7 separate regions of the Mus musculus genome follow, and all the other regions are linked to region 1. Evidence: chromatin loops called from intact Hi-C (ENCODE). Cell type or tissue: heart. All regions are shown on one strand. Region 1 has its middle 28 kb from the start of Ubr2. Region 2 has its middle 50 kb from the start of Gm41589. Region 3 overlaps Trerf1 (transcriptional regulating factor 1). Region 4 overlaps Trerf1 (transcriptional regulating factor 1). Region 5 holds the start of Mrps10 (mitochondrial ribosomal protein S10). Region 6 has its middle 23 kb from the start of Gm41589. Region 7 holds the start of Gm41589 (a long non-coding RNA gene).

Region 1 (4,000 bases):
ATGGAGGGAAGTGGAAGGGGAGGGGAAGGAGGGGGGTGGGAGAACAGAATCAGAGCAGTCATTCGGGTAAGAGGAAACTTAGCCAAATCCCTCTTTGTCTTCCCTCCCTCTTTCATAATTTGATTCCCAGATGAGTAGTCTGTGTCTATCTGCCAATTTTACAGGGGTTTCCATTTTTACTTTGATCTCTTGTGAATTGTGAACCCATGCATTTTGTTCCAGATTACTCAGTGAGTTGTGCTTGAGGCTGGATCAGACAAGTTAGACAATGGGTGTGCTAAGCTTCCTGGCCCTTGAGTCCCTAAGAGTTCTCTTGTCTCCCAGTCTCATCCTTCTGTAGGGGAACTGAGATAACACAGTGTGCCTCTGCCCCCAGCTTCTCTGTGAGTTCTTGGGATTCAAACTCAGATCTTTACACCTGGTTGGTGGGTGCTTTAATAGTGGGCCATCCCAGCCCTGAAAGGGCCCTAAAATGTTAGGGCACACATATATATGTATATGTCTAATTTTATTCTATGTTCATTGATGTTTTGCTACATGCATGTCTGCATGAGAGTGTCAGGAGCCCTGGATTTTGAGTTACAGACAGTTGTGAGCTGTCATGTGGGTGCTGGGAATTGAACCCAGGTCCTCTGGAAGAACAGCCAGTGCTCTTAACCATTGAGACATATCTCCAGCCCCCATAAATCTATCCTTAAGTTATTGTAGCTACAAATTGGACAGCAGTAAAATACAATCTACCTATTAGCCACCAGTGAAACCATAATTCGCAGAGACAGGAATAGGGGATTCTGTCAGACCAGTGCCATTGAGTGAATGTGGAGGACTAGCAGGGTTGGCTGAGCAAGTGTGTTTGTGAATAGAAACTTCTGGTTTCTTTGGAAAGTAAGTTATGTCAAATGATATTTTGCTGGGCACACAGGTGAAAGGATATTTTGTTAAAGTAGGCATGTGAAGGAATGTTTTTCTGAAGCAGACAAGGGCGTAAGGATGTTTTGCTATAGCAAACACAAGAAAAGACACATGATGTTCAGAAGGAATATAAATATGACCCCCAGACATTGGGAGCTCAAGCATTGGTTCGCTTTGCTCTGCCTTGCTGCTCTTCACTGACGACCTGCATGGATTGGTTTGCCTTACATTGCATTGCCAAGCTTTGCTTGTGGCGATTCCATAGAGAGAACCTCACCAAAGAACTTATGGTGAGGTTCCTGCGGATTTTGCAGCTTCTGCAGACTCGGACTGCTTGGTGAGCTGCAAGGTTTCTTCTGAATTGAATTGCCCTTGCTGATTCCTGTGTGGTGTCTGCCGAGCGGACTGGACGGCAGCTGCTGGTTCATGTTTGGTGTTTGCTAGTGGACTGGACTGAGAGCAACAAAGACTGGGGTCGCTCCAAAGAACTATTTCTAAACAGGTACACTTCCCCCATATCCTAATAACCTTTCTTTCCCACTACCTCTGATGGGTGGTGGACTAGTGGGGAGGTTGGACCCTTACTAAAGTAGGTTGAAAAAAATATGCCAAAATGTTTGTATATGCCTGATGATTTGAGTTTATTCCTATATTCCTCAAGGTAGCTGGAGAGGTCTGAGAACTTCCCTTTGACCTGTGCACACTCCCTGTGACCTGTGTGTACCCACATTCACACATTCTTGAACATGCAGTAAACAAATATTTAAAAAGAAAGCAGCGTGTGGGAACCAGCAGGGATGTAGGTCAGTTGATAACAAGCCTGCCTAGCCAACATAGGGTCCTGGATCCATCCCTGGCATCTTAAGTGTGGGATGATGTTGAAAGAAGCACTTTGGACTCATCCCGAGATAGGGTTCTCCCTCCCCTTACTCTGTGCATGTCCACCTGTCTATCATCCTGCAGAACAAGTACAGCTTTGTACCATGACATTCCTAACCCAGACTTCAGGATTCTTCACCATTCATATCGATTCTGTCAGTGGACCAAACATCGACCCTGCCCAGGGACTTGAACACAAGCAGAAGGTCCTGCATTCCCTGTAGAGTACGAGTTCAAGTCACTAGGTCCTCTGCCTTTGATTCTGCTCATTGCAAGGACACCCTCACCCTCCTCTCAAGTGGCCCTTCAGGCAGAGACAACTAACTACTCTCTAGGACTGTGTTTGAAATGACCTTGGAGCCTTCTTCAGATCCGTTTCCTCCGCGATACTGCTGGGAGCCTGCAGGGGGCGCTCCTGTCCAGGGCTGGCATCCTCTCAGGCTCGCCTTTCTCGGTGGGGCTGGGCTTTCTTATGCCTGCAGTCTCTCTTTAACAATGGAGCTTGCGTTTGTTTAAAATTGTGACTGGTGGCACAGCTGGGAGCCCAGAAGTACTCTGTGTCGCTTTGTTATTTTAGGTTTCATAAGCAGCTAGAAAGTGAAATTCAAAATGACATCTTCAAGCGGAAATCAAGTCCTTCTCCTCCCGAGCTATGTATATTGGGATGCCCTTCTAGCAACCAGCCATGGTGCCACGCCAGCAGCCAGAATGCCAGTTAAGATCCATGCCTACTTTTTAGTAGTAGGGACTTGAGAACAAGAAGCTCTGCGTGGCACAGGGTGAATTCTTCGGAGGACCAGTCTGAGACAAACTGAAATTTGATCTCGCCTGAAATTTCTTCCAGTTGACAGAGCTTCTTTTTCATTCAATAAAATGAAACACAAAATAAAGCAAAGACAGAGGTTCAGGCATAGCCGTTGAATTACCCCTAGTTAATATGTCACCACAGCTTAGAGTAACTTGAATGTCTGAATCAGTCTTATCAGATGGTGGCAGAATTCCTGGAGAATTGGTATTTCATTGTGGAGGAACCAAGGAATTGCCGGCCCTGCCAACAGAAGACAAACTAAGACTGGGCTGTCTGACTTAGCAAATACAAATATGTACACTCAGTTAACTGTGAATTTCAGACACCGAACTCAAACATTTCATTTCATTTTACTTGCTTGAGACAGGGTCTCACTGAAATTCCCTATGTAGACCAGGCTAGCCTGGAATGTGCAGAGATCCACCTGCCCCTGTCTTCCAAGCCCTGGGATGAAAAGTGTGCACCACTATTCCTAATCTTCCTTAATTTTTAAATTCTCAGTAAACACTAAGAGCAAATCTGGTCTCCTGTTGAAATTCAAATGTGCAGGGTGTGATGCCTGGAATGTTCTGGAATCAGGCAGAACTTTCTGAGTTTGAGGCCAGCCTAGTTTGCACAGTGAGTTCCAGTCAGCCAGAATAGCCAGTGAGACTCTGTCTTAGCCCAGGGGGTGGGGCTGGGGGAGAGAAAGAAGTTAAGATATAAATAAAAGTCCTATATTTCATTTGGTATACAAAGTGGAAGAGAAAAGTTTTTTTTGTTTGTTTTTTGTTTTTTTTTTTTTAAATTTAGCCCAGTGGGTTCTCAACCTGTGGGTCATGACCCATTTTGGGGGAACAAACAGCCCTTTCAAGGGTTCACAGATCAGCTGTCCTGCAAATCAGATATCTTGCATGTCAGATGTTTACATCACAACTCATGACTTTAGCAGGATTACAGTCATGAAGTAGCAAGAAAAATGATGTTATGGTTGGGATTGCCACAACGTGTGGCACTGTATTAAAGGGTCACAGCATTAGGAAGGGTGAGAGCCACTGCCTAAGAGCTTCAGCATCATTTGGCAGACATAGCCACCGTGAAGGGTTTGGGGTGTGTTATCCCATCCACCATCCGTGAACATACATAAGTATTTGTGTATTCTAAACCTGGTTTCCCTATTGGCTAGCTAACTGACTTTGGGAGAGTAACCTAACTTCTCTGGATTTTAAGTTTTCTTTCTTTCATGGTTATTTATTTTTATTTTGTATGTATGAGTGTTCGCTTCATGTGTGCATATGTGCTCTGTGTGTGCCTAGTGTCCTAACAAGTCCTCGGAGCCCAGAAGAAGGCAGCAGGTCCCCTGGAACTAGAGGTGGTCACAACCTGTGACCTGTCATGTAGGAGCTGGGAACCTATCCCAGG
Region 2 (4,000 bases), 51 kb after region 1:
TGGCTAGGGTTGGGCTTAGTCTCCTTGGGACTTCATCTGCTTGTTCAGTTAGAAAGACTCACCGTGGAGCACACCACCTTGAAATCCCTCATTCCCTCTACAAATGAAAAGCCCTGGTCCCCAGAGAGTTCAGCTGGGATTGCTCCCAGGAGACCCAGCTCAGTGATGGCTCCTCTAGGAATCACGGTGCACATCACTGTCTGTCCTCCGGACTTACTTCTTCCTGTGAGGGCAGCCTGTCTCCAAGGAGGCATGGAAGCTGGGCAACTAAGTGCTACCCTCTTTTGGAGTTAGACTATTTTAAAGTTCCATTTTAGCCTCTGAACTCCCCATGATAGAAGGAAGGTATCCAGCATTCAAAGGATCATCCTGGTTTGGGCATTGACAGTTCCACATCTGGGAATAACAGTGAATCCAGGGCAGTGATCAGTCCCTTCCCATGGCATTGGCTAAAGTCTTTGTGGAGATGGTATTATCTCGCCTCCCACAGCTGGGTCAAGCTTTCAATCCCATTACTAGAAGGGGCTGGGAAATGTCCCCTGAAGTAATGTCCAGGTTTGTTGTGCATTCAACAATGGAGTAGTAACCATGGTAGCGTACCACTTTTAGAGAGGGCTCAGTAGTGCTTGAGAGTGCTTGCTGGTCTTCCAAAGGACCTGGGTTGCATTGCTAGCTGTAGGCACAGTGCTTCAGTTACTGTGTGAAGATTATCCTCGTGTTATTCAAATGCTGACCCCCACATCTGGTTGCAATCTGGACATAGCATTGTAATGGCTATTGTAAGAGAGACACACACACACACACACACACACACACACACACACACACAAGAGGAGAATTCACTATGTGGAGAGGGTCCTGGAGACACCATGGGAAAATACCTGGAGCACAGAGTGCCAAATCAATACTATAATACAAATATCATGGAGATTTGGCTGGAGATTTTTGTCATAGCTCTGAGATTAAGCCAAATTAGCCAAATAGGTGAATAACTGCTCAGATATTGTGCCCTAAAGCTTATCATAAAAACCTTAAAGTCTCTGTCTCATTTATTTGGGAGCTAGGTGGCATAAAGAAAAAATTATCACTTATAAAATTTCAGTAACAGCCAGCACCACATTGGGTGGCTCAACTCACAGTAATTCCAGCTCCAGGGGGAAATCGGTGGCCCTCTGCTGGCCTCTGTAGGCATAGCACACACATGTACCTATATACACAAGACACACACACACATGCACATCTTTTAAAAAGAAAGTGTAGATTAAAAACAACAGTAAAAGGATGGAACACATTCTATATAATGGAAGCAAGATCCTTTTCTGGGTTCTTTTTAAGAGTTTGGAGAAATGGGAGGAGCCAGGTCCCAGTGGGAGGAATGAAGTCGGCTTTCATCTTGATTAAAAGGTTGCACTCCAGGGCCCACGTGCCATCATGTGTACACGTGAGATGAGCAGTTTTCTCTTGATGACCTTGGTAGCTTCAACAACAACTCTGCCCCCAGTGTACTGGTGCCCAATACTGGATTTGAGCTGACCTTGTTTCTAATCGATCTTTCCAGGAAGTTCATGCACCCAACGTATCCACAGGAAGGAGGTGAGGGCTGCCTTAACAGGAAAGGGCAAACACAATTTTCCAAGCCACGTTGCTCCAAATGGGGTGTCTCTGCCTACTTCGGCCCTGGGGTTGATTCCAAGATCATCCTCAGTAAACCCCCTCCACACTCAATTTCCTTCCAGAAGGGCACCTGCCACTCTTGGAGCTTTAAAAATACAAACACAATAGCTTCTTGCATATTTTTAAAATTTTAACTTTATATTTTACTTATTCACTTTACATCTTGTTCACTGCGCCCCCTGCTGGTCACCCCTCTCATACTCTTTCCCCACCCAGGCTCCCCTTCTCCTCTGAGTGGGTGGGGGCCTCCCTGGGTATCCCCTCACCCCGGCAGTAAAACTAGGCACTTCCTCTCCCAGCACACTACTTTTAAATACTGTCTTCTCTTTCCATACTCACTTATAGAACAGTAACACAAATTGGACTAGGGGGTATAGTATTTTGAATAAGAATGGACCCCATAGGCTCAAACATTAGAAGACTTGATCCAAGTTGGTGGAATTATTTGGAAAGAATAAGGGGTGTGATCTTGTTGGAGTGGATGTGGCCTTACTGAGGAAGTGTATCACTGGCCAAGTGTCTCTGTCTATCTGTCTGTCTGTCTCTCTCCACCTGCTGCCTGCTGATCAGGTTCTAAAGTTCAGCTACTGCTCCAGCACCATGCCTGCCTGCTTCCCACCACGCTATGCGTGGACGAACCATCTGAAACTGTAAGCCAGCCCCAATTAAACGCTTTCTTTTAGAAGAGTTGTCTTGGTCATGGCATCTCTTCACAGCTACAGAACACCAACTAAGATGATGGGCTATAGCGTAATAATAATAATTAATAATAATAATGATAATTATTGTGATAATAACAAAGCCAGGAAGTCGGAAGGCAGATTGACAGAAGTTGGAGAGTAAATCTGATCAGAATAAATTTTATGCATTATGAAATTCTCAATGAATTCATACAGATATAAGAAAAGGAGTCAGAGAGCTGGCTAAGTGGTTAAGAGCACTAGCTGCTTTTGTGAACTCTCAGGTTGGATTCCCAGCACCCATAGGGCAGCTCATAACCATTTATAACTCTAGCTCTGAGGGAATTGGACAGATGTTTCTGGCTTCCACTGGCACTAGGCACCCACATGTACATACATGCAGGCAAATACTCAGGAACACACAAAGTAAAAGTAAATGAATCAGTTACTAATGTTTTAAATGAGCTGGGCATGGCTGCTCACACCTTTGACTCCGGCACTTAAGAAGCAGAGGCAGGTAGGTGACTCTCTGTGAATTCGAGGCCAGTCTACAGAGTGAATTCCAGGACAGCCAGGGCTACAGAGAGAAACCCTATCTCAGAGGACGGAGAGAGGAAGATGGCAGGGGACGTCAATCAGTGTGGCTATAACCAGCCACAGGTTGTTACCATATCATAAAGGTTAGAATATCGGGATAACTTGTCTAATCTAGGTGGGCAGCTTTTACCATTATTAATTGGCTCTGAAATTATTGTATTGGCATCTTGTAAATTGTGATTTTATGGATACATACATTTGATTGGTTAACCATCATCGTAAGCTTTAAGAGTTTTAATTCTGGGGGGCTGGATAGATGGCTCAGCAGTTAAGAGCACTGGCTGCTCTTCCAGAGGTTCTAAGTTCAATTCCCAGCAACCACATGGTGGCTCGCAACCATCTGTAATGCCCTCTTCTGGTATATGTCTGAAGACAGCTACAGTTTAGTCATACAAATAAAAGAAATAAATCTTAAAAAAAAAAAAAGTTTTGACCCTATCAGGTAATTAGGTATTGAGATGGCTGATCATGGGGTGCATGGGGAGTTGCATGGTAGTGAGAAGAACTAGGGTGTATGTGTGTGTGTGTGTGTGTGTGTGTGTGTGTGTGTGTGTGTGTGTGTATAGAGTTGGCGGGCAGAGGGACCGCAGTGTGAGATGACCAGATGGGTATCCTGTGGCACTAGCGCAGGAATATGCCGGTTTGCTTTTTCACTATTTCCACACAACATGTGTGTGTGTGTATGTGTGTGCCCAAAGAGGCTAGAGAGTTCCTGCAGTTGGAGTTACTGGAAGTCCTGGGCTTCCTAGTGTGGATACTGGGAACCAAACTTGAGTCTGTTGCAAGAAAAGTATGCACTTTTAACTGCTAACCCATCTCCTCTGGCCAACTTCCAAATTTCTACCTGCAAGTCTGAGCTCTCTCTAAAGTCCTCAGACCAACCAGCTAGGGATGTCTCCACTCCAGATTTAAATCTGAGGAGATGGTTCGGTATAACCGTGTGGTCTGTCTACGCCAGCCCCGGCTCTGAATAACAACACAGAGAATTATATTTATTTATGAAGGCTTAGGCCTGAGAGCTAGGCTTGTTCCCGACTAGTTTGTATAAC
Region 3 (4,000 bases), 290 kb after region 1:
TCTGCTGAGGCCCATTAAGCTTTTCGGATGGAGTATTGCTAGATTATCCATTCCCCCAACTTCTTCCCTCTCAAATACCTTAGGAAAAACTCTTGCTTTCTGAAATCATTTCAGCCCTTGGAGACCCGAAGAGGGGGGTTACCAGTCAGTTGCCTTCTTCTCCAAGTGATTACAAGCCAAGCCTCCAAGAATATTCTAGTGTTGTGAGCAGATGAAGACACTGGTCCCTGAAGTCAGATACAATTCCAGATCTTTGACAGCTGCCTATCAAGACATGGGAAGAGACAGGCGGATTTCTGAGTTCAAGGCCAGCCTGGTCTACAGAGTGAGTTCCAGGATAGCCAGGGCTACACAGAGAAACCCTGTCTCGAAAAACAAAAACAACAACAACAACAAAAAAAGGGAGATAACTGAGTTCGTTACATCTTTTGTCCCAGCCACCATGCCATACTCTGAAACCCCCTGTATATGATTCCTGGGGGGGGTCACTGAATCCTGTCCCATCATAGCCCTGTCCTGCCTCGGCCTTTGTGCCCAGAGCCTTTCTATTACTCCCAGTTGGACGGTCAGCTCAATTTCTCCCTCGTTGGAACACCTACCCTCAAGTTCCCTTTTGGCTTCCAGCCTGAGAACTAGACCCATCTGACTCCTGGAATTTCCCTTTAGGCTCCTAGTCTGGTTTGGTCTTCATTGCTGTGATAAAACACAGACTAAAACCAACCAAGGGAAGGAAAGAGTTTATTTGACTTAGAGCTTATAGTCCACCATTGAGGGAAGCCAAGGTAGGAATCAGGAAACAGAGTCTGAGGCAGCCCATAGAGGACCACAGCTGATTGGCTTGCTTACTGGCTCCTTCAGTCGCCTTCCTTACACAGTCCAGGCTCACCAGCCCAGGAATGGCACCATCCCCAAACGCCCAGGTCTTCCACCGTCAATTAGCAATTAAGAAAATGTCTCACAGACATGGCCACAGGCCAATCTGATGGAGCCAGTTTTTCCGTTGAGCTTCCCTCTTCCACTGGTATGTCAAAATGTGTGCCAAGTTGAGCAAAAACTAACTGTGACACCTAAGGAAGGAAGTCAGATCCGAGCTGTGCTGTTCCCTGGAGGGAAGACAGCTAGACAGAGGTCCTAGGCAGATAGATACAAGCCTGTGGAAACACTCTACTCCCTCGCTCAGGACCAGGAGGAGAGAAATGCCATGAGGCAAAGGACCAGTGAGCAAGGTGGGCGTCTGGCCCAGCCCTCAAGGCAGCCTGCCAAAGTTCAAGAGCCTGTGCAGCATCCTCAGAGGCAGCATCCTCAGAGAACAGCTGTGCAGTGCCTCCCAGTGCTCAGTCTACACGGGGACACACTGTCCCTCGCCAGTGGTTTCGCTTAAGCACTCACATCGGGGGTGGGGTGTACTGTACATGGAGGAGTCGTGGAGCTTGTAGTCAGACAGCTGGAGCTTCGGTGATATCTCCACTGAACAGGTCTTTTATGCAGATGTGCGCAGGGGATTGTGGGTGGTTGAGTTAGATCTAGCTTCTTCGCAAGGTACAGCGAAGAATCCTGTCACGTCCCACCACAACCACAAGTACCCACTGGGGCTTCAAAGTCTGCCTTGACTTTTGAAAGACAAATAAGACCTGCGAGAGACACCCTTTCTTTTTTCTTTTTTTTTTTAATATTTATTTATTATTGTAATTAAGTACACTGTAGCTGTCTTCAGACGTACCAGAAGAGGGCATCAGATCTCATTATGGGTGGTTGTGAGCCACCATGTGATTACTGGTGGTTGTGAGCCACCGTGTGGTTGCTGGGATGTGAACTCAGGACCTTTGGAAGAGCAGTCAGTGCTCTTAACCACTGAGCCATCTCACCAGCCCCGAGACACCCTTTCCAAAGTCTGGGCTCGTCTTGGAAGCTGCCCAAAGTTAATAAGGAGACAGAATTCTGTGTTTGGCTAGAATTACTTTGCAAAGAACACAGCTGTGGAAGCTTTTATTTTGTTTTATTTTTACTACATAGTAGATTTCTACTATACCTAAGTCAGTACATTCTCCTGCCTCGCCTGACATAGCATTTGCAAAATATGTTTGGTGACAAACTCAAAATATGGGCTCAGATTGAAGCCGTCCCTCCTTACTGCACCTAGAAGAAACTTGGGCAGCAGTCTACATTCCAAGAAAAAAAAAAAATCTGACCTTTTCTTGCTATAGATAATTCTGTGTGACATTGAAAATCTGCCATAAAGGCTCCCGTTTTTTTTTACAGCGAGCATGTCTTTCTGTGGTAACCACAATACTGACATCAATAAAAGGTGGTTTGGTTTTTTTTAATCCTGAAAGGAAGCCAGAGAGACCCTCTAAAAAAGATACTGTGTCCAAGTTTTCTCTGCCCCAGGAATGTCTGTTTTTAATTGCCTGGATTTGCTGTAGATTGGCCCCAAATTAGCCACCATCCAGAGGGCCGTTTCCCAGCAACCAAAGCTCCATGCATTTTGCCTCTGGATACTATACTAGTGCCCATTTCATCCAGTTAATTAGGCTCTTTGTCATTAGCCTTAATCGGCTTGTTAGGGCCCCTGCTGATAATAGCCCAATAGCCAGGAATCCCCAGGTGGAACAAGTAAGTCTGGGGGAATGTCAGCCCACTAACCTCATTTGCCAGCCTGGAGGGTGGCAGAGATCTTACAGAGAGAGGCAGAGCTTTGAGAAACCAAGCAAGGAGTTCCAACAGGGCCAGGCAGCCTCATAAGAGGCCACACATCAGAAGAACAATGTGTGTCCCATCGCCTGCGCTGATACAGGATCTGCCTCAAGTGACTTGTAGAGACACAGAGCATCTATTGAGCACCTATTTATGACCAAACAGTGTTGGTCACAGTGAACTGGCCACCTGTGCCCAAGGGTAAGGAAACTAAGAATTGGACTTCCGTGCTGTCCCGGAAGGAAGAACTGTCAGGGCACATGCACAGCAGAAGATCTCCTGGCTAAAATCAACCTTGGTCACAGCCTAGTGAAGCCATCTGGGGAGAGTGCTCAGATGTCATTTATCTATACCAGGAACTCAGTCTAAGACCCAAGGATGGAGCTTCAATCCCAGTGAGCAGTCCCTGGTCTCTGGAGGCCATGTGTTGTGTGCCATGCCCTATTGGATGCATGCACACGTGAGTACAAGCACTATCCTTTTCATACTTACTAGGACTGTACAAGTGCCATCCTCTTTCTGTCACTAGCCTCAAAGTAGGAGTGACACAGAGAAGAAAGGGAGCCACCATCCCACTGTTTTCCTGGACAACTGAAGACCTGAGACAGAAAACCTCATTACAGAGCAACAACCTCAAGGCACACCCCCAAGAGGTCTTTTTTTTCCCCCCTCCTCCTTCAAGTATGGGGACTCCTGCCTAGCAGACGGCCCAGCAAGCCTTGTGGACACTTGAAGTAATGGATGTCTCAAAAGTAAGCAGAGCTGGGAACTCAGCCCTGCTCTTTGCACCAGCACTGATAGTGAGCCCAGTGAGGGGCAGTAGTTAAGTATGGCCTCCATAGAGATGCTGATGGCTTGAGAAGGCTGAGTAACCCTGCCAACGTCTCCAGGCAGAGTGGCAATAACTCTGATAAATGTACAATCTAAAGTCAAAGAGACTGTTCATTGATCGGCTTGGGGGTGAGCATTATCAGCGTCTCCTGATGCTCCATCTGAGGGAATATATTATATCCAAGGGCCACCCATCCTTGAATTGCAGGGGGCAGCACAATGTCCCCCTTCCCATACGAGCTGCTGTGACAGAGCTTCCGGCGCTGGCTTTCCGACCCCGCTACCTCGTCACTATTTTGATGGACACCTGAAAGCAGCTGGGACTGTTCTTTAATCACCCAGCTTAAATTGCTGGCTGCTTGATCTCGGCCTTCGTTCTCTTTGGCCCTCTCCAGCAGCGGAGAGGAGCTGGCAACTCTCTTCCCCCAAGGCCCAGAATGTTGGTCAAATCTGAGGAATATTATGAGATGGCTAC
Region 4 (4,000 bases), 270 kb after region 1:
TGACTTGAGTTCAAACCCCCCTGAGTTCTCACAAAGGTGGAAGAAACACTCCTCAAAGGTGTCCTCCAATCTCTGCATGGACACTGTGACAATCACATCATACCACACACACACACCATATATCACATACCATAAATTAAGGTTTTATTTTTAATTATGTGTGTATTTATGTATGAGTATGTGGGCATGAGGAATGCAGGTGCCCGTGGAAGCCAGAGGCATCTGATGCCACTGGGGCTGTAGTTACAGGGGATTTTGAGCCGCCCGCAGTGAGCCCTGAGAACAGGCTGTGGGTCTTTTACAAGAGATGTAGCCATTCTTGACCATTGAGCCATCTTTTCAACACCAAATAAATCATCGTTTAAAGGGAGTATTAAGAGGAGGGCTGGGGATGTGGCTCAGACCATAGACTGCTTTTCTTATATATGTGAGGCCCTGGGTTCAATTCCACAGGACCGAGTAAACCGGTCATGGTGGCACCAGGGTCAGAAGCTCAAGGATATTTGGGGTGACACAATGAGTTCAAGGCCAACCTGGGTTACCTGAGAGCCTGTCTCCAAACAACAAACAACAATAAGAGCAAAGTTGTTCGGAGAAGCTGTGAATAGTGGAGGTTGCTTAAGGGAAAAGGAGGCAGTGTGAAGGGACTTAGTTTGAGGACAAAATGTAATCGAGGAAGTCAGGGCTGGGGAATGGCTCAGCCCTTAACAATGCCTGCTGTTCTTCCAGGAGATGTAAGTTTAGTTCCCTGCATTCACACTGAGCAGCTCAGTTGTGACTCCAACTCCAGGGGATACAGCATCCTCTTCCAGCCTCCATGGGAACACACAGAAATACACACACTTCAATAATTAATTTTTTAAAAGAAGTAATAGAACCTTAGATAGACTTGGGGTTGGAGTCAGGCTGGACCGCCTAGGAATGTGTAGTTTGGATTCAGAACTGAAAGTGACCTGGTACATTGGCATGTTGGAAGGGGGCTGCGAAGAGGGATAACTAGCTCTTCATATGGGGCCTGTCTTAGTTAGGGCTTCACTGCTGTGAGCAGACACCATGATTATGGTCATTCTTGTAAGGACAACATTTCATTGGGACTGGCTTACAGGTTTCAGTCCATTCTCATTAAGGTGGGAACATGGCAGCATCCAGGGCAGGCATGGTGCAGGAGGAGCTGAGAGTTCTACATCTTCATCTGAAAGCTGCCAGCAGAATACTGACTTCCAGGCAGCTAGGATGAGGATCTTAAAGCCCATGCCCACAGTGACACACCTACCCCAACAAGGCCTCACCTCCAAATAGTGCCACTCCCTGGCCTAGGCATACTCAAACCACCACAGAGGCACAGCACATGCCAAGGTCCTCTTGTGGAACAGAGCACATCAGGTTCGATGGAAAGGATCCTTGGAAGGCTGGCCAATCTGTAACAGATGAGGTCCAGTTACCTTGAATATGGCAGTGGTAGGCAGCTGTCCTGGAGCTCAGGCCCTGCGGACTGGGCAAGTAGCACTTCTCTAGGAAAGCTTGAGGAAATGACAAGAGTGTCTCCTCAGATTGGGATGGCAGGCTCTGAGGGGCAGAACATTGCAGGGGCTGGTTCTCCTGTGTCTCTCCGTGCTTACTCTTACGTGGGTTCAGGCCTTCACCTGAATGCAGCTAGGCCAATGTTTTCTGATTGACGCACGTCAGTCCCTGGTCAGAGCTGGATCCTTTGATAAAAGGCAATTTCTGTTTTGAGATAGGCCTCAGCTTCATTTCTGCTGCTGGGATAAAATACCCTGACAATAAGCAAGTCATGGGTCTAGGAGAGATGGCTCAGTGGTTAAGAACACCGGCTGCTCTTCTAGAGGACCTGGGTTTAATTTCCAGCACCCATATTGCTGCTCACAACTATCTGTATGCAATTCCAATTCCAAGGGATCCAATGCCATCTTCTGGCCTCCCCGGGCACCACATACATGGTGCTCAAACATGCATGTAGGGAAAGCATAAGATATACATAAAATAAAAATAAATTGAGCAACTTTGAGAGAAACTCATTTTAGTTCACAATTTGAGATTGTCGTCCGTCACCGTGGGTACGTCGCAGCAGCAGGAACCTGAGGTAGCTGGTCACATCGCATCCACAGTCAAGCAGAAAGGAATAAATGCTTATATGCTTGCTTGTTCTGGCATGAGTGGGCTCCACTTGATTTCCTCTCTGCTTATGTAGTTCAGGAGCCCCCGGCATAAGGAATGGCACTGCCCACAGTGGGCTGGGCCTCCTACATCAATTAATGAAGGTAAACTTCCCTGGAGATGCCCACAGCCAACCCAGAGTAGAGAGCCCCTCGCTGACACTCTTTCCAGGTAACTCTGGGTTGTGTCAAGCTGACAGAACTAACTGTTGCAGTGGGACTGGGCAAGACGCTCTTGGCTGTAAACTCTTAACCAGCTCCCCTGTGGCCTGGGCTATCTTTTGAGCAATGAGGGACACTGCTTCTGGAACATATTGCCCCTGTTCCTAGCACCCTTGTGCAACTTCTGAGAAGTCATCAGGGACCGCCCCTCACTTTCCACACCACCTCAAGTTCAGGGTCAACTCCAGATGTTTCTGTTTATTAAAAAAAAAAAATCCTCCCTGAAATAAGTTTGTAAAACTCCTTCGTCTTCAATTTTTGAGACAGGATCTTATGTAGCCCAGAAGGGCCTTCATTCCCTCGGGATCCTCCTGGCTCTGAGGGCTGGAATTGCAGGCATGTGTCACCACACCCAACTTGGCTTTTGTAAAATTCTTCGCCCCCTGGCTCATGTTCGAGTTTACATTTATGGCTTTTATCATGTTTGCCAATGTGATCTCCAGGATATTTATAAATATTGATATTTAAGTGAAACTATGACATCACCCACTACTCACTCATTACACACACACACAAACACACACTCAGTCATACACACTCATACTCACACAACACACATAGACACACATACTGTGTCTTCTGCTATTCCTTGAAACTTTATTTATATGTCACCTCCCCCAGGAATTCTATGTGTAATGTATTTTTTAGGTTTAAAGTTTTTTCATTTGGGTCCCCATCCTATTTGTCTGTAACAATTTATATATGAAGTTTACATTTTCCAACTTCTGAATCATGAATCTGTGTTAAACTTTCTTCTGGTTTGAGTTACAGATTCTAATTTTTAATAGTGCACAATTGATCAGGCCACAGGTAAATAATAAACAGAAAAAAGTAAAATTACATTGAAAATGTACCTCAGGACAGTGGCACTGAATGACTTTTTGAAAATAAACTTCTCACTGGGCTGGCATGCTGCTCAGTTAGGGCCTTGACTGCATCAGGCCCTGGGTTTGATCCCCAACGCTGTATAAAGCTGAGGTTCCCCCTCCTGTAATCTCAACACTTAGGAGGTAGAGTCAAGAGAGTCAGAAGCTGAAGGCAATCCTCAGCTACACAAGCTCAAGGCCAGCCTGGGCTACATAAAACCGTGGAGAGACAGCTCACTGCTTAAGAGCAGTTTCTGCTCTTCCAGAAAATTAGCTCAGTTCCCAGCACCCATGGTCGGGGAATGATGGCATCCAGGGGATCTGACGCCTTCTGGCCTCCATAAACACCCACATTCATATGTACACAAGCACACATGCACATATAAAGAAATAACTAAAAATAATCTAAGAAGATTATTTATTGCTAGTATGCGAACAGGACCAGCCTTTCCCAATCTATCCAGACATAAGCACAGAAAACCATTGTTCATACTCGATAGGAAGAACACAGAGTTTTATCTACAAAAAAAAGGAAAATGTAGGAGCTGGAGAGAAGGTTGTGTGTTCAAGAACCCTTGTTGGACGTCCAGGTGACCCAGGTTCAGTTCCCAGCACCCACATCAGGTGGCTCAAAAGCACCTGTATGTCCTGCTCCAGGGGACCCAGTGCTCCCTGGCCTCAGCAGGCACTGCACACATACGATGCACATGAACTCACACTGCACACATACGATCACAC
Region 5 (4,000 bases), 330 kb after region 1:
TACCTAAAGTCTTCTCATCCAAAAGAGACATCAACACTGAACATCATCATAGACAGAAACAGCCCACTGTAAGAGTAGTACAGTCCTTGAACTAGGATTGTGAAGGTGGCTACGGGTTCAGCTGGACCTCACCATATGACGTTGGCCAAGTCAACTTGGCTCTGAACCTCACCTTAAAATTATGATACAATTACTTCTGTGAGCATAAGATTAGGTATCCTAAGTGAGAGTCATTCCCTAGTTAGGGGTGCAGTAGACTCCCTGAGCTGAGACCACCCAGAAGGACTGGAGGCTGGGTGAGAAGCCATCATGAAGGACCATACGGAGAGATGGATGCAAAGTCTAGAGGTAGTAAAGAGATTAAGGTTGGGGTACTGTCAGAACAGATCATTGGCTGAGAGGGGCCACCAGAGCTAATTCTGAGGACACTTCTGGGTTGCCTGTGCAGGTAGGGCATAGCCAAATCCAGCCACACACTAGTTAAAGATTCTGTTTCCATATAGAGATCACATATAGGCCCGCCTGAGGGGCAGGAAAGTGGTCCATATTCATAAATCTCTCATCAGTTGTGCCATCTGGACATTCTACCCTTTGCTTAGTTCTCTGGCCTGCCAAATAAGAATTAATGCCTGCTTGTGGGAGACCCAGCTTTACATTGGCATGATGGTTTATGGAGATATAGTATTGGCTAGTTTTGTGTGTCAACTTGACCCAAGCTGGAGTCACTGGAGAGGAAGGAGCCTCAGTTGAAGACATATCTCCATACGATCCAACTGTAAGGCATTTTCACAACTGCTGATCTGTGGGGGAGGGCCCAGCCTACTGTGGGTGCTGCCATTCCTGGGTTGGTAGTTCTGGGTTCTATTAGAAGGCAGATTGAGCAAGCCATGGGAAGCAAGCCAGTAAGCAGGACCCCTCCATGGCCTCTGCATCAGCTCCTGCCTCCAGATTCCAGCTCTGCTTGAGTTCCTGTCCTGACTTCCTCCAGTGATGGACTGTGATCTGGAAGTGCAAGCCAAATAAACCCTTTCCTCCCCAGCTTGCTTTTTGATCATGTTGTTTTGTAGCAGCAATAGAAACCCTTACTAAGACATATACTTTGTTTCATTCGCATTAAGTTGACCCTTATTCATTTTCCCAACAACCTCTTAAGGCCCAGGATGTAGAAGAGATGTCACAAATTCAGGATGACATTTATCATGTAGCATTTTAATCTCATTTAATCCTCTACTGCAAGTATGATTTGTTCTCATCTCTACTTGGCAAGTGAAAGAAAAAAAAAAAAAAAAAGGGGGTTCAAAGTACGGAAGAAATTTGATCAAGTCACCCACCTAAATAGAAACCAGAGCGCCTAAGTGTGGAGCTTCCATTATGCTAAATTGCATGGGAAGGCATTTTGAAAAACACAATTTAGAAAAATCCATTAACAAGCCTGGCATTCCGATGGTGTGAACAAAGTTTAAGAATGAAACGCCTTTTGCAATAAGGTAAAATGTTAGAATTTGGACTCAGTAGCAGCAGCAACTTCCTTCCCAAGTATTTCTGTTGTGTTTGTCTCTAAGCAAACAGAACCACCCAAGACAAATAGGATCTTAGGATAGACAGCGTATAGATAGAACCTGGGAGTTTATCCAGACGGCGGAAGCGACGCATCCACTCAAAACCTTAAATGAATGAGTGAATAATAAATAAGTAAATAAATAAGAAAATAGAAAATTTAAAATATAATTTTAAAAAAATTCAAGGAGCACCGTCTCTATGGTTGTTTCAGTGTCGGAACACAGGAGACACTCTTTCCTTTTCGAACTCTATGGTTCGCGAACAATGCTGTGACCCCGGAAGCGGTCCTGGGCGATCAGGGCACCAAGATGGCGGCGCGCGCAGCGTGTGTGGCTCTGTGCCGGCGCCTGCAGCAGGTAAAGGGGTGGGCGTGGGGTCCCGGCTGCCGACGGCGCCGTCATCGTCGAGTCTCGCTGCCACCCTCTGCCCGACCCGTACGGAGTCATCCTCCGTTGGAGGAAGTTATTAGAAAGTGACAAGAAAAGGGCAGGTTTTTCTCTCGAGGGACCCTACATAAATTGGCAAGACGGGAGCGAGAACCGTAAGACGTCAGAGCAGGAAGGATGAGGAAAACGCGTTCAGAGCCCTCCCTCCACGGTAGAGAGGGCCATGGAAACCGTGAGCTCAGAGAAGACAACGCTGGTCTCGGATTCTTAGGAACCGAGCCAGCAAACGCTGGGTCACATAAAGCCCCGGTGCAGCCCCACTGGGACGCCCTGCTCGCCTCCACGGCTGAGGAGGTGACCCGAGAGCTCCCAGGTCAGGGGAATGGGTCAGATCTCCCTCGAGAGGGTCTTTGAAAAAGGAAAACTTGCCTGGAGTTCGCATGGCATGAATCACAGCACTGGGGAAAGGAGGCAGGCGGACGAACTTCTGGGTTCGAAGACAGCCAGGTTATGTATTGAGATCCTATCACAAAAATAATTTAAATTAAAAACAAAAAAACCAGGCTGTTCTCAAGAACTTTGGTCTTGAAACTTTTGTGACTCTTCTCAATGGTCATTTAGTAGTTTTGAAAATAATGCTCAGAACTGGGTCAGATGGCTGACCCTGAAATAGCATTACTTGTAAAACCTGGCTTGCATATTGAGGCCCTGTCCCAAAATAAACGAATTCTTTAAAAAAGGAAGAGCTGACACTGTGGCTCGGTTGCTCAAGGGCCTAATGCCTAAAGCTGGCCCTGTCGGCCCCACAGCAGCATGTAACCCAGAGGTGGTGGCCCACACCTGTAATACCAGCCCTTGAGAGGCCAAAGCAAGAGGCGCACGCCTTTAATCCCAGCACTCGGGAGGCAGAGGCAGGCGGATTTCTGAGTTCAAGGCCAGCCTGGTCTACAAAGTGAGTTCCAGGACAGCCGGGGCTACACAGAGAAACCCTGTCTCGAAAAAAAAAAGGATCAAAGATTCCAAAAAGTTTGTTTTTCATACTAGAGATTGAACCCAGGGCCTTGCTTACACCAGACAAGGGTTCTGCCACTGAAGCCCATTTGTAGCCTTCTGTGGGACTCGAGTGGTCTGCTAGGGTTGCCGAGCCATCACTCCAGCCTCGATATCGTCCCAGGTTAGTTAACACTTTAGAAAGCCTGCTTTCCAAAGCAGAAGCAAATTTGAAGAAGAGTAAGCCTGGGACGCAGCCTTCCAGCAAAGGCAGCTTTTCTCTCGTTAGTTTTCGCATACCATCTTTTACTAGATGGTACAACCCACGCAGCTCTGGAAGACTCCACTGAACACCAAATGGAGAATGAGAGCAGAAAAGTCTTGAGTAATGTCATGGTGAGTTTTGGTTTCAGGCCTCCCGAGAGTATCTTAAGAATTCATGGGCAGCCCTGGCCCACACTTGTATAATCACTTACCTTAGGAAAAATATCAAGCCGGGCGTGGTGGTGGTGTACACCTTTAATCTCAGCACTTGAGAGGCAGAGGCAGGTGGATTTCTGAGCTCGAGGCCAGCCTGGTCTACAAAGTGAGTTCCAGGATAGCCAGGGCTATACAGAGAAACCCTTTCTCGAAAAACAAAACAAAAAAAGAAAAAAAAAATTGAGGGGCTAGGGCTGCAGTAGTTAAGAGCACTTGCACAAGTCTGGGGTTCGGGTGCCAGCACCAGGCTGTCAAGGGGAGGCTCCAGGGGCTCATGGGTCCGCTGAAGCTTTTGGCCTTCCAGACTAGCCAAGAAAAGTTGAGACTTGGGGCCAATGAGATCCTTCCTTAATGACACCCAACAGCTTCTAGCCTCCACACTCTCGTACATGCAGGTACATGCATGTAGAAACACTCACAGATGTAGACTTTTTTAAAAATTAGAATGCTAGAGACAGAGTTGTTTGCACTTGTGAGAAAAATTTTATCCAGCCAGATCTGTGCATGTCCAAGGCCTTAAAAAACAAAGCTGCACACGATGGTTCGCAGCCAGCACTTGGGAGGTGAAGTCAGACATAGCGGAC
Region 6 (4,000 bases), 77 kb after region 1:
ACACACACACACACAGGGGGGAGGGGCATGACTAGAGTGTGGACCTGGTGGGGAGGAGATTGGGTAAGTCTTTAATCTTACTCAACCAAAGCCAACCAAACAAGTTCAAATCTTATTAAATGTCAAGCAAACAGGATGAAAATAAGACTTCCAATTTTGAGATGGAAGATAGAACTGCAACAGGGATGCCTTCGTAGAATAAATCATGCCAACACGATACTAAAGCTGTCAACTTGGTGCTGGGGGGGTGTTGCGGAGGGCTCAGTGCTGGGGGTGGGCGGAGGGCTCAGTGCTGGGGGGGGGGGGGAAGGGCTCAAAGTCCATTAATAACCCAACAGCCAGCTTTACTTTTTCACACGAGGAAAATTCCATTACAACAAACAGCCTGGGGCTTTCAAACGGCTTTTGTCGAACGGTTATAAAGAATATATTGCTTGCAATCATGTTTTTGGATCTTCGAATGAAATCTAGTGTGCTCTCTCTTTTTCTTTTTTAAAGAGAGAATCACCAATGACTGGGGTTGGTTGCCCACAGGGCTGCGTGGAAATGACGGCTTTTACGCACTAAAGATGTGACCTTTTGCATGGGTGCTCAGCTTGGTGGCAAGAGACAGGCTGGGATCAAAACCCCACTCTCCCCTGTCAGAGAGCCACAAACTGCCCGACCTTTCACAGTGGCCTTGGTTTTGCAAGATTGTCCTTTGAAGGCCTATTTATAAAGTGGCTTTCTGGCATTTTCCTTCCTTGAGTCTATCATGACGTGAGACTTACTGTACGCAGCTGACTGGTCAGAGTTCTCTAGAAAACCAGAACCCATAAAAGAAATGCAGTGCAAATAAATATTGCAAAGGAGACTTAATAGATTGGCTGAGAATGTGATACCAGCTAGATTAGCCAACAGTGGCTCCTGTTCACTGGAGAGACCAGGAAGCCTTAGCTGTTGAGTCTGTGAGACTGGGTGCTTCCAGAGTCCCAGTCCTAAAGGCTTGGAAGTCTGTCCTTCAGTTGTTGGAAGGCTGGGGAACCTGGGTTTCCATGGCAGCATGGCGGCAGAGATGTGCCGGCAACATCAACACTACTTGTTTTCCTTTTTATCTAGCCTGGCACTGGAAGGTGCTGCCCGCCCCGCCCCCCAGCATGGCCTCCCTGCAATGACTCCTTCCAGAAAATGCCCTCCCAGATCTGCCAAGGGGTGTTGAGATCCCACATCCAATCAAATTGACAGGAAGATGAAGCAACGGCCTTTGAAATTACAGAGAAATTTTCATTTAGGATGTGGGCTAGTGTTTTCCTCTCCCCTGGTTCCAACAGCACTAGATTCATCCCACGAGGGTCTTCCAGCTCCCTAACCCACCACAGCTCCCATGCTCACGGTGTTTGTAGGAAGGTGTACAGGATGTGAGGTGGCAGTGCGCGCGCGCGCGCGCGCGTGTGTGTGTGTGTGTGTGTGTGTGTGTGTGTGTGTGTGTGTGTGTCTTGCCTGCCTGGGTAGAGTTCTCTGACATATGCTGTCTTAGCTGGGTTCTCTTAAAACCAGAACTTCTGGAAAGGATCGAAGTAGCTTACTTCAAAGGGGATCCCCGAAGCACAGGGTTTGCCGAGGGGAGCACATTAGAACGAATGATAAAAGCTGCATCAGTGGACAGCAGGGGGCGCTGTGGACGCCGCGGGCCCAGTCCCATCAGCCCTGCTCACCCTGAGAGACTCGCAGAATTCACACGGGGGTTCGTGCAGCTGAGGGCAAGGGTGCTGGGTGTTCTTCACAGCTCTGCCTTGGTGGTTAGGATCGCTCCAGACTCACATGGCCCTGAGTCAGAGATGGCGCTGGTGCTTTGGGCCTGAAACCCCTGGTGCTACTTGATGTGGTTCAAGGCTTGAACCCAGGGCCTCACGCATGCTTAGCAAGCACCCTGAGAGCTGAGCTACATCCCAGGCCCCAGCACAGAGGTACAGTTTTTAGCGTACCAGTGAACCAAGATAAAGGAGAATGCCGGGGTGTGACGATACACTCGTGTTCCTGGCTACTTGAAAGGCCGAGATGGGAGGGTCACTTGAGTTTGAATCTAACCTGGGCAACAAGACATCATCTGAAGAAACTAAAAAGGGAATGTCGTTTGTTACTGAGCTATAATAGCCTTCCACCCTCTGTAGCCCTCTTCTTTTTGTGCCTTTCTTTCTTTTTTTTTTTTTTTTTGTTTTTTGTTTTTTTTTTTTTTGTTGTTGTTGTTGTTTTGTTTTTTGTTTTTTTTTTTGTTGTTGTTGTTGTTTTGTTTTTTTGTTTTTTGTTTTTTTGAGACAGGGTTTCTCTGTATAGCCCTGGCTGTCCAGGAACTCACTTTGTAGATCAGGCTGGCCTCCAATTCTGAAATCCGCCTGCCTCTGCCTCCCGAGTGCTGGGATTAAAGGTGTGCGCCACCACACCCGGCTTTCTTTCTTTCTTTTTTTTTTTTTTTTCCATAAGGTGTCTCACTAAGCAACTCTGGCTGTGCTAGAACTCACTATGTAGCCCAGGCTGGCCTAGAACTCACTATGTAGCCCAGGCTGGCCTCAAATTCACAGAGATCTGCCTATCTCTGTCTCCCAAGGGTTGGCATTACAGTGTTTGCCATAGTCTCCCCTTCTCTGCATTCTCACTTATCATGGGTCCAAGTTGATACCTCAGACAAATGCGTGCAGTCTTCAAAATATTAATAGAAAAAATAGAAAGAAAAAACAAACAAACAAACAGCCCACTAATTTTAAGTGGCATGGTGAAATCTCCCTCCATCCTACTCCACACCATCCAGGGCATGAGTCAGTCATGCCTTCCCAGAGCATTAATGCTGTATATGCTGCCTGCTCCTCCACATCTGAGAGAAAGATCACATAACGGTCATTATAGTGTAGCCATGGCTGTCCTGGAACTCACTCTGTAGACCAGGCTGGCCTCGAACTCTGAGATTCGCCTGCCTCTGCCTCCCAAGTGCTGGGATTAAAAGTGTGCTCCATCACTTGGCTTGTGTGAGTTTCTATTATTGTTATGTTTGCTTTTGTTTTCTGAGATGGGGGTCTCACCATGTCCTGGTACTCACTGTGTAGACCAGGCTGGCTTTGAAGTCACAGAGCTCTGTCTGCCTCCCGAGTGCTGGATTAAAGGTGTGAGCATATATATATATATATGCCCCTATGTTAGCCTCTTACTATGCCTAATTTGTAAGTTAAACCACATCACAGGTAAGTATATGAAGGAAAAACGCAGTGCACACAGAGGGAGCTGTGCAGCCAGTGACTGCAGATTCCAGTAGGTTCTTGGGATGTACCGCTTGCCGATAAGGGGGGCTACTATCTGTAGAATGTTCTGGTCTAACCTTCTAAATACTATGGGCAGCATAAATGGGACTCAGTAAGTAAAAACACATATAATTAAGAGGGGTGGATCTGGGAGGAGTTAGGGGCAGGAGAGTCAGGTAAATATGATCAAATTATGTAATATGTATATCCATATATGTGAAACTATTAAAAATAATACAAATATTGTATTAAGAAAGCAACAATTCTCATGAACCAACCAGATCCTTAGATCTTCCAGTTACCATGGAGACGATGATCTGGAGGTGATGACCTCAAGTGTAGACTTATCTATATCAGTGTGTAGCTTCTTTGTGTGAGTTTCCTGTTTGAGTGCGTGCACATGGAGGCCAGAGGTTGACAGCCAGTGTCTTCCTCAATCACCCTTTTGAAAGAATTTTATTTTTTATTATCGTGTGTGTGTGTGTGTGTGTGTGTGTGTATGTATGCATATGAACACATGAGCTCATGTGTACTCTGAAGCCAGCAGAGGGTATCAAGCCCTTGTGAGCCGCCTGTGCTGGGAGCTGACCTCAGGTCTTCCCAAGAACAACCCGTCCTCAAAACTGCTGAGTCAGGCTTCCAGCCCCTACCCCCATCATCTTTGAGACAGGCTCTTCGTGGGCTTAACTCACCAATTCACCTGACCAACTGGCTGGCGAACAATCTGCAGG
Region 7 (4,000 bases), 100 kb after region 1:
ACGTTTCCTCAGACTAGAAAAGAAGTACGGAGATGGTTGGAGATGCCGGGGATGTTGGCCTAAGGTCGTGGCACCTGGACTGATCTGCAGTCCCAGGACGAGGTCTTGTTCAGATCCCTTTCCATTTCCGAGGCCAGCCAGCGGCCCCCCCCCCCCCCCCCGCCCCAGGGGGGATCGAACCCTTGGCTAGCCTGCCAGCCGGCGCCCTGCCCCCTTGCTCGCAGCTGCTCTCCGTTTGGGTGCAGCGGTTTTCCCCCGCAGAGCAGGAGGAGGAGACAAACCCAAGGAGGGGGAGCGACTTCAGGGCTCGGGTTTCTGCAACCAATGCCGAGCAGCCCCGGGCGGCCCCCCGGCGGCGGGCCCTCCTCCCCGGCACCACGTTCCACAGTCATGGCGCACGGCGAGGGGCGGACGCAGGGCCGCACCCGCGCCCCCTCCTCTCCTCCCTCCCTCCTGCCCGCCTCTCTCCTAGGCAACATCCCTCCCAGACCCAGCGGAGATGGAGACCGCTCCCCGCCCCCAAGGGGCAGAGGATGGAGGCGCGAGCTTCTCCAGAACCCTCAGATCCCTTCCTGGGAGCACCCCCAGGCCCTAGAAAGACCGGGGGATGCGGTGGTGTTGGTGAGGGTTCGAGGCACAGTCCTTTTTGCAGCCTGCCTGGATCTTGGTATCTTTGCAAATCCTTAAATAAACAACAATAAAAATCTCCCAGCCCGAGTCGTTAGATTTGCAACGCGCCTTTTACAATAACCGCGACTGCGACGCAGGAAGCAATCCTGCAATGGGTCCGGAGTGGGAAGGCGGCAGCTTCCCGGCCACCAAGCTGCTCTCCCACCCCTCCCACTCCAAGGGGGCCTCGAGTCCCCCACCCCCTCCGGGGATCCGAGTCTCTGCTACACTCCGGGGACTGACAGGTCCTAGGCTCGTGGTCCCATCCTCTCCAGTTCAGAGACTCGCCAGCTTACAAAAGGTGCAAGCTCACGTATACACTACGCGGAGCGCGGAAAAGAAGAAAAAAAAAAAGTCGTCCGTGCACCGGCTAGGGGAAGGCTGCGAACAATGCACCGGGCGGCCCGCGCCTGCCGGAGCGCGGCGCCCCGGGGGACAGGGGCGGCGGGCGGGGGCCGCGGCGGAGAACCCGCCGCGCTGGACACCTTACTTCCTGCTTCCCCGCCCGCCGCCAGCCCCAGCTCTGCGGAGGGATATCTCTCCCCTCCTCTGTCCCTCTCCCTCTTTTACCCGCCTGTCTGCCCCCCTTTTCTGACCCCCCCCCCCACTCCACCCCGCCTTTCTCCTTTTGCAAGAAAATAATTTGACAGTCGATTTGCTGACAGGGGAGGAATTTGCATCCTGGATTTAAAAAAAAAAAAAAAAAAAGGCCGAGAGGAGCTTAGGAACGGTTGCTAGGGGTGGGTGATGGGTGAAAAGGGGTGGGTTGGGGTGCTGGGGAGCGGATCCGGAGGGCTCGGGGAGGGGGCCATGCAAAAAGGTAAGGCCAGGTTAGCGCTGCTCGGCCCTGAGTGGGCTGCGGCCGGGGGAGGGGCGAGAGATACATATGTATTTCTGTCTCCCCAGCACACCCCCTTCCCTCTATGCGATGGCTGAGAGGCGGTGCATGCAGATGGGGAGTAAGTTTCCTGGAGGGGAGGAGGGTGGATGCACGCGCGCAGCCCGGCGCTGCAAATTTCCACCGGGGAGGGAGAGAGTGGCTGGATGCGGAGAGTTTGGAGTTGGAGGGCAAGGAAGGGAGCAGGGCCTGGGGGAGGGGGGAAAGAGGGGTGCTATTGGTGCTGTATCTGGGAGTAAGTTTCCAAGGACGAGAGAGCCTGCACGCTTGCTTGCTAGCTAGTAAGTTTCTGGCCGGGGAGGGCGCGTGAGGAGGAGGGGGGTGTGCATGTATATAGAAGGGGGGAGGGGGGAGCAGATTTCCTGCGGGGAGGTTGAATACATATGGAGAGGAGATTTCCTGGAGGGAGGGTTGAGGCGTAGACCGGACCGAGTAAGTTTCTTGCTGGGGTGGTGGCTGAAGGTGGTGAGTTGGTGCTTTAGAAAGCCCTGAGCTTCCCACCCGGGACTCAGGGGGGAGGGGGCCGTGCTGTGGGAGGGAGGGGCGAGGGGCCAGGTTCCCTGCTTGGGGAGAGGGGCTTGCATCTGGGGAGTATGTTTCCTGGCGGAGCGATATTTGTTTACAGGCTGAGGGCAGTACTGTAAATGAGTAGCTGCGAGAAGGCGGCTGACATAAATTAATATTGAAATTATTCCATCAGCTCGGCTCGCCCCCCATCTCACCCCCCCAAGTGGAGATTGGTCGTCTTGTCGGATTGCCCAGGCACTTGTTGCCGAAACAGCCAAGGTAGGCGAAAAGCTTATTAAGTTTCATTTAAAAAAAAATAGTTGGGAGGAGGGATGCTCCGTAAGAAGATGGGGGTGGAGTGTGGAGGGAAGCCTGCGGGGGACACAGAAAGACAAGTCTCCCGAGGCCTCTTTACTTTCAGTACGTTAGCAGGGCCTTTTCCCTGCTCGCCTTCTTCCCTGTTCCCTCTCCGGGCTCATAGCATCCCAGCAAAGGGGGAGGGGTGAGGTGGGCGGTGTAACTGGCAAACCCCAGCTTAAAGGGTGTCGGTGGTGGGTTTGAAATTGAAGGTTGGTATATTATAAAGCCTCCATTCTTCCAGCCAAGAAACCGCAGGACCCTAGGGATGTGTCTTTTGGGGTTTTTGACATGATACATATGTGTATATATGGGAGTCTGCGGGCTCTGTGGGGGCTGGGTAGTCCCCAGAAGTAAGTGTGGCCACCCAGGTGGGAGAAGTGTATAAGCAGGCGAACTTGCCTCTTCACTCCCCAACTTCAGTCTGTGAGTCTGGGAAGTTACTGCTGGTGGGCTGAAGAAGCAGAAATTACAAACCAAAGCACGGTTTTACCCACGGAGGCAGGCTGACAGCACCTGGTAGGCAGCCTCTGGCCAGCGCCTGGCTGGAGCTTGCAGCCCGCCATCCTTGGGTTAAAGAAGAAAAAAAAATATGCCTTGGGGTTCCGGGCAGGTTAGAGTCAGCTTGCTGTCAAACTCCTCAGACAAATGTTGCTTTGGTAAGTGAAGTGTTTGTGTTGTAGTCAGTGCTTGGTCTTTCGTGGTCCTGGACTGTCTTGCTAAGTGTGTGGAAGTCATGCTTCAACATGACCAGTTCAGGCATGGCCCAAGACGTCAGCAGAGCATGCCTGGGAGAAGCAGTTTCCTTGGCCTTTTCCTCAGGCAGCCGAGGTGATTTAAAAAAAAAAAAGAAGAAGAAGAAGAAAAATAGAAAGAAAGAAAGAAAGAAAGAAAGAAAGAAAGAAAGAAAGAAAGAAAGAAAGGAGTTTTACATTGTCCCAGGCAGTGACAATCGTTTGCTTGCACCCTCGGTACTTCTCATTCAAGGAGTTCTGTGGGGAAGTGTGCTTTGTAGCCCACTCCGACAAGATGCTTGGAGGAGCCAGCACTTAGCTAGTTAAACCAGCAGTCTTTGCCTCTCCTTGCTCGCTTTCTTGGCTCGCAGCCTACTGGGTTCTGCAGATCCTTTAACTTTGATGGGTGCTGGTGTGGGGAGTTGAACTTGGCCAGGAGAATTTGAGCACCAGGGGGTCTGGCCAGGAACTGGTTAGTAGGGATATGGCATAACCACCCAACACCGAGGTTAACTAAAGTCGGTTAAGCTTTCCTGAGTTCTGTAAACAGGTTTTGAGTTTAGAAAGGGAAAATGGGTTAAAAAACAAAACAAAATAATAACACCACCACCACCACCACCACCCCCTTATGTTACTGATAAACAGTCCGTTTTTCCTTCTCTCCTTCCTCCCATCAGGCTTCAGGATCAAGGGATTAATATTTGGCAGATTGAGAGTTGAGTTAGTTCGAAATCTTAGTGCCACCTATCACATGTTCCCAACTAGGCATTAGCTAAACAAATTAGCTGTTATCTTTAACTGGGCTATTGGCTGAGTCTGATTGGGTGTATACGCT

The links. Peaks named below come from ENCODE experiments on the same cell type or tissue, not always from the same donor. Only the 100,000 strongest peaks of a DNase experiment are listed, where the experiment ranks them.
Region 2: a loop joins it to region 1, with 2.8 times the contacts of the local background. A loop is called at or near these places in 7 of 42 quality-filtered maps.
Region 3: a loop joins it to region 1, with 5 times the contacts of the local background. A loop is called at or near these places in 18 of 42 quality-filtered maps.
Region 4: a loop joins it to region 1, with 3.0 times the contacts of the local background. A loop is called at or near these places in 2 of 42 quality-filtered maps.
Region 5: a loop joins it to region 1, with 2.4 times the contacts of the local background. A loop is called at or near these places in 3 of 42 quality-filtered maps.
Region 6: a loop joins it to region 1, with 2.5 times the contacts of the local background. A loop is called at or near these places in 8 of 42 quality-filtered maps.
Region 7: it touches region 1 in a loop (3-fold over the local background); 8 of 42 quality-filtered maps call a loop at or near these places.

The regions. Positions count from the first base shown.
Region 1 is chr17:47,036,849-47,040,848 of GRCm38, forward strand. No RefSeq gene overlaps it. Among named protein-coding and RNA genes, the nearest start is that of Ubr2, 28 kb to the left of the region's middle. In heart, no CTCF peak of the experiment used is centred here; a DNase peak (open chromatin) is centred at 2,203; H3K4me3 peaks cover 413 bases; H3K27ac peaks cover 334 bases.
Region 2 is chr17:47,088,123-47,092,122 of GRCm38, forward strand. No RefSeq gene overlaps it. Among named protein-coding and RNA genes, the nearest start is that of Gm41589, 50 kb to the right of the region's middle. In heart, CTCF peaks have their summits at 1,169 (motif pointing left) and 1,854 (motif pointing left); no DNase peak of the experiment used is centred here.
Region 3 is chr17:47,331,082-47,335,081 of GRCm38, forward strand. The region is part of intron 11 of Trerf1 (transcriptional regulating factor 1); the gene reads left to right. Among named protein-coding and RNA genes, the nearest start is that of Mrps10, 36 kb to the right of the region's middle. In heart, a CTCF peak has its summit at 1,757 (motif pointing right); a DNase peak (open chromatin) is centred at 1,240.
Region 4 is chr17:47,308,864-47,312,863 of GRCm38, forward strand. The region is part of intron 2 of Trerf1 (transcriptional regulating factor 1); the gene reads left to right. Among named protein-coding and RNA genes, the nearest start is that of Mrps10, 58 kb to the right of the region's middle. In heart, CTCF peaks have their summits at 1,952 (motif pointing left) and 2,714; a DNase peak (open chromatin) is centred at 2,488.
Region 5 is chr17:47,367,039-47,371,038 of GRCm38, forward strand. Mrps10 (mitochondrial ribosomal protein S10) reads left to right here and starts at 1,849. Exons shown (of 7, transcript NM_001146212.1): 1 at 1,849-1,916. The coding sequence starts at 1,869. In heart, a CTCF peak has its summit at 1,770; a DNase peak (open chromatin) is centred at 1,863; H3K4me3 peaks cover 1,890 bases; H3K27ac peaks cover 1,202 bases.
Region 6 is chr17:47,114,288-47,118,287 of GRCm38, forward strand. No RefSeq gene overlaps it. Among named protein-coding and RNA genes, the nearest start is that of Gm41589, 23 kb to the right of the region's middle. In heart, a CTCF peak has its summit at 1,656 (motif pointing right); no DNase peak of the experiment used is centred here.
Region 7 is chr17:47,139,557-47,143,556 of GRCm38, forward strand. Gm41589 (a long non-coding RNA gene) reads right to left here and starts at 143. Exons shown (of 3, transcript XR_876847.2): 1 at 1-143. It also overlaps a transcript of Trerf1 not described here. In heart, a CTCF peak has its summit at 281; DNase peaks (open chromatin) are centred at 385, 885, 1,145, 1,635 and 2 weaker places; H3K4me3 peaks cover 3,774 bases; H3K27ac peaks cover 3,335 bases.